Linked DNA regions of Homo sapiens: region 1 is linked to region 2. The links are chromatin contacts, found by Hi-C in ENCODE. All regions are on one chromosome and are shown on one strand. The core of a region is the stretch at or near the end of the contact, and the rest is flanking DNA. Distances in the headings are between cores, read along the strand shown. Region 1 has its middle 38 kb from the start of LINC02031. Region 2 holds the start of LINC01995 (long intergenic non-protein coding RNA 1995).

Evidence for each region. A loop is a pair of places that touch in the nucleus more often than their neighbours do. Pooled maps may share reads with other maps.
Region 1: a loop to region 2 is called in a map with no recorded cell type, with 6 times the contacts of the local background. The contact joins the enhancer-like site here to the promoter of LINC01995 in region 2. A Hi-C loop is called at or near these places in 13 of 168 maps with a recorded cell type or tissue (A673, Caco-2, Calu3 and 10 more), 29 of 37 single-sample maps with no recorded cell type and 14 of 50 pooled maps.

The regions. Positions count from the first base shown.
Region 1 is chr3:182,680,969-182,683,668 of GRCh38, reverse strand. No RefSeq gene overlaps it. Among named protein-coding and RNA genes, the nearest start is that of LINC02031, 38 kb to the right of the region's middle. RefSeq lists enhancers at 1-13, 1,138-1,187 and silencers at 858-927, 1,338-1,407. Within about 2 kb of position 1,273, at least 4 of the 41 ENCODE cell types and tissues checked have a DNase peak (open chromatin) inside an H3K27ac peak, as active enhancers do; they include OCI-LY7, where a contact is called at or near this core.
Region 2 is chr3:182,505,799-182,508,498 of GRCh38, reverse strand. LINC01995 (long intergenic non-protein coding RNA 1995) reads left to right here and starts at 1,375. Exons shown (of 4, transcript NR_134941.1): 1 at 1,375-1,416.

The DNA of each region.
Region 1 (2,700 bases), core at 24-2,523, 180 kb before region 2:
TAGGGATTATTAAGAGCGTAGAATTTAAAGTACATTTGCAGGGCTCGATGTGAATGAGGCAAAACCATTTCAGTATCAATCCCAGTGGTGCCAGCAACCCATTCTAAATTAACTCAGGTTTAAATATGTTACAGAAATGTGTTAAATTTGAGAACAAATTTCACTTAGGATCTGTGGGTCTCTGTTACACAAAAGATGGAATACTTTGGAGGCAATGCAGTTCTTATTTAAAGCTAAAATATGGCTTATCATAAAACTATAGTCAGCCCGCTTCAAACACTCATGTCTTCACCAGAATGGGCAATATAGAATGAAAATTACACCTTGAGTAAACAGAATTGTAGATAAATGAGTTATGTCTCAAGACGTTTTGAATATTTTTATTATTGTGTCTGGGCCAAAAGTCTTTCCATATGTCCAAAGGCCCCGTGGCATTTCCAAATCAGCCGTGGGTGACGGTGGGACCGCGGGGCTCGTATGATGCCAACGCAAGCGTACCGGGTGGTCCTCATAGTTTGTTACATTCCAAAATGCAACCATTAAAGGGGCGGCCCTTACCTTCCCTAGTGAATACAAAAAGCCTTTGGAGACCAAAGGGCTGGAATGCTGGGGCAAACGCCACCCCACGTGCTGACCCCTTGGCCAGAGCCGAGGCGGGCGGCCTGGAGTCCCCAGCGCGGAGCCCCCAGGTTCCCAGGAGCTCGGGTCGCTCTCCGCTCTCCGCCCCTCGCCCGGGCCCACGGAAAGGGCTAAATGGCTTGCGACCAAACAGCGAATTTAAAAGGAAGCTTTCACGAAAAGCCCAAGGGAGCGGCAGCCCAGATTGTGTGGAGGGCAGAGCCGCGGGTTCCGAGGGTCCCCGGGGCGAAGCGGGCAGGGGCGCACCTCCGGGCCGCGGGCAGATGGAACCCGGGCTCCCGGGCCGGCGCGCGGGGGGCGGCCGCCTAGACATCCTCTCATTCGGCTGAAGTTTATTCTGGGCCACCGAGAGCTGGAACAGGAAATGTTCCGTCTTTCATGTCCACCGGTGGGCTTCAGACAGTTTTGCACCTCCCGGCGAGCACTGATTAGCCGGCTGAGTTCTGCCGCATTTGAAGTTCACCATTTATTATTAAAGAGAAGTGGCAGTGATTAGTGCTGGGTCCTCGGGGAGTGGAATAAATATTTACTAAATAAGAACGTTCCGCCATAAAGGAACGGCTCGAACAGGTTTCTGAAACCCCGGCGCGGGCCCCAAGTGCCGCCCCCAGGCAGGAAGCGGCGTTGCGGGGCTTTCCGCGAGAGGCTGCCATCTGCAGACCGTGCTGGGCGGCGACCTCCGCGGGGCAGGGCTCGGCCCGGCGCAGCCAGGGCCCGACGAAACTCGGCACTCTGGGCGTTTAAGTTATTTTATAGGCTGTGTTTGTTTTATAAAGGCAGAGGTGAATGTCAAACTAAACTTCGAACCTTTCTTTAATTTAAGGAACAAAGTAACATTTTATCGCTCAAGTAAGGGGACTGTGTTGCTTCCAACGTTAGGAGCATTTTCCAGTATGCTCCAAAGTGTACCCAAATTGTGAGCATCCAAGAAAGCATATTTATGTATATTTCAAAACATTATGTCATACAATGTAAATTATACAGTTTTTATTTGTCAACTGAAGAATAATAGTAAAAAAAAAAGTTTATTTAGTTTATTTGGCAATTAACTTACACGATGGCATCCCTGTCAAAAGCATTCATGTTGGTTGTTTAAAAAGCGTTTTCCTTAATTATTAGAATAATACTTTTACTGTAGAAAATATGAAATTTGCATATATCTAAACATCAGTATCACATGCTTTTTTCCATCATATTTTGCAGTGGGAATTGTCCAATGACATTACATATTTTTAGGGACAAATTTAGTGTCTATATCCATTTATTTAACTTACAGTGAATTAATAAACATTAAGGTAGTTTCAAGTTTTCCTTATTATAATAGCTCAATTAATATTTTTGTATGCAATTCTACACTTGTCTGATTATTCCCTGGCACCATTTTATTTTGAATTTCTTTTATTGTAAGTTGGGTTTAATATTATATTGCGAATAATTACAGAGAAGGGCCAGTTTTTGCTCATCACCATGTACCTGGTGTCTTGTATTATGCTGAGCACATACCAAATGCCCAATAGATATTGATTGAATGAATAAAAGAATAAAAAGTTAGTAGAACATTTGAATTTCTTGTTTTGTGAATTGCTTAATATTATTCATTTATTATGATAAGTTATCTTTTTCTTATGAATTTATAAGCTGTGTTTTAGGTAATAAGGATTTAACCTTCGGTTTGTCGCACATATGGCAAACCTCCCTCCCGTCTACAAAGCATAAGTTTGTGTGTATGTGTGTGTGTTTGGGTACTTTTTGACTTCTAGAAGTTAAAAAAAATTTCATAAGGTTATATTTGGATGATACTCTTTATCACACATGCAAGTTAAATGGCTATAGACAATACTCTACAATCTGTTTTGTGGTATTTTTACATATTTTGGACAGCACATTTTCATTCTTCTATTTATCAAGTTTTTCCCTGGACTTGGAATTTTTTTCAGGATATAACACATGGAGTAAAAAGGTAGTACAATCTTAGTCTTAGTCTGACAAGCACAGGATCTTGAGCCTGGTATCATACCAAAGAAAGATCTGTCAATTTCCCAAACAACCTTTAATTTACCT
Region 2 (2,700 bases), core at 126-2,625:
AAAAATGCTTAGACAATTAGTAAAAAATACTGATTTTAAAAAATCTGATATTTTGAGAGCCAGAAAATATCTAAACTATTACTGCCGCCTGTGCTAATTTGTAATTTTCATCTACAACTTTGGCCTTTTCATTATTTATCAAAATCCAGCTATTTGTAACCACTGTCATGATTTTTATCACAGCTACATGCTACAAATACCTAAACTGTTGTTTAAATAGTATTTTCTTTATACGGACTTTCCTTTTAAATATAATCTACTTGCAAAAGAAATTAATTGCTACAAAAATATCACGTCTATAAATGGTACACAAATGCAATTTACCATAAAGACAAAGTAACTACAAAAATTAAATAAATGCAAGCAATTGATGTTACATTATTTCGTGTTACAGGTGTTGTAAACTGTAGGAAAGGTATTTCGTGTTACAGGTGTTGTAAAGTGTAGGAAAGGCGTTCAAGATGAGCACTGAGACTCTGTTCTTACCGTGATCAGAAGGACTGAAAGAGAACTGAAAAGAGAACGACTCTCTCACTTTGTGGACCAGTGGCATTTAATGCCATGCCAGTGTACCACTGCATACTGCTCTCCTCCTGGGGCATGTCCCCACACAGTGCAGGTCCTGCACTTTGGGAAACATAGTCCACTGTGTTGTTTGTGGCTTAGGTGGCCAAAAGTCCACCATGAATATTTGGCTCTAGAATGGCTATTTATTTTTTAAAGTTGGCTCATGATGTGTATGAACTATGTATTTCTAGTAAGAGAGAGACAAAAACAATTGCTCATACAGGAGAATTGGGGTCTAGTCGTAGATTAGTCAAATACCGAGCATACCAAAGTTCTAAAAGAATATCAAGGGGAAACCGAGGAGAAACAAGTTCTAGGATCCAAATGGCAATAATGGGAACTAAAACTGGGAGTCAAAATGGGATCAAAAATCTGGAGAAAGTGAAATATAGTCAGAAATGGATTGAGATGGATATTCCAGAAAAAAAAGCATTTGTGATCAGAGCTGAGATATCTGAGATTTTCATGTAGTAGCAGGTGATGTGCGAGAGAGAATGGCTGGGTAAAACACTGGGTAAAATCAGAGTAGAGAAAGAAGAGCAATTCTTAGCTAATTATTGTGAGTCATAAAACACAACGGCTGAGAACTCCTCAGCTCACCTCCATACACCCACCCCCACATGCAATATAGAGGTAAAAGGGTTGGTAAACCTCACAGTTTTTCTTAATCATAAATAAAACATTTTCTAAATATTTATGTCCCCAAACCTTCCACAAGCCCATTGTGACTTCACTATGTAAATCTTTCCAGTCATTCTTAATGGTTATATGGTGTTTATCTCCCCATGACACTCCTCCCACCATGTTATTCAGCCTTCAGATGGAAGGGACAGCCTTGAAGATGCATAAGTAAGCTAGAAAATGTTTCTTCAGTAGAAATTTCAGTAGAAACTTGGTAAAATGATCTCTTTACAACTTCCATGATTTTATTCTCCAGGACAATATGGCAGGATGGTGAGTGCTGATGTGTTTCTTTAGGCCTGTATCTGTTCTGTGGTTGGCTGGTTAATGGCAGTTTCTAAAGTTGATGAAGCTTATTATTATTATTATTATTATTATTATTATTTTGAGACAGAGTCTTGCTCTGTCATCCAGGCTGGAGTGCAGTGGCATGATCTCAGCTCACTGCAACCTCCGCCTCCTGGGTTCAAGTGATTCTCCTGCCTCAGCCTTCCGAGTAGCTGGGATTACAGGCACGTACCACCATGCCTGGCTAATTTGTGTATTTTTTAATAGAGACAGGGTTTCACCATGTTGGCCAGGCTGGTCTTGAACTCCTGACCTCAGGTGATCTGCCCTCCTTGGCCTCCCAAAGTGCTGGGATTATAGGGAGGAGCCACCACGCCCAGCCTGATGAAGCTTATTAAAGATAACTTTTATGATCAATGTGTCTGTTTATATTGGTAAGTGAAGATGATCCTAGCATTGTTCTAAGTACTCTGACAGATAGAAAAGAAACCTACTTAGGCTAGGCATGGTGGCTCAAGCCTGTAATCCCAGCACTTTGGGAGGCCGAGGTGGGTGGATTGCCTGAGGTCAGGAGTTCGAGACCAGCCTGACCAACATGGTGAAACCCCGACTCTACTAAATACAAAAAATCAGCCGGGTGTGGTGGTGCATGCCTGTAATCCCAGCTACTCGGGAGGCTGAGGCAGGAGAATCGCTTCGACCTGAGAGGTGGAGTTTGCAATGAGCTGAGATTGAGCCATTGCACTCCAGCCTGGCAATAAGAGCAAAACTCTGTCTCAAAAAGCAAACAAACAAACAAAAGAAACCTACTTAACAAATACTTAACTGAGGACTTACTATGTGAAAGGCTCTGTGGTGGGGGTACAAGCACGTAGTCTATTGCAATGATATTTGATGAAAACTCTGATAAGGGTAAGTACTGGAACTTCATAGAACACATGAGCAGGCCCCTAACCAAATCTTCTAAAGTCAGGACACGCTTCCACATAGGCTGAGAACTTAAGGCCAAAACAGGAATCAGTGAGGGGGAGTCTAAAGGGAGAAGTTCAGGGAAGGAGAGGACCCCTGAAGGCCTGGAGGTGAAGGTGTGTGTGGGGAGTTTCGAGAACTTTAAGTAGCTCACCATGGCTGCAGGTTGGGAGGTAGGTGGAGAGCAGAGGCAGA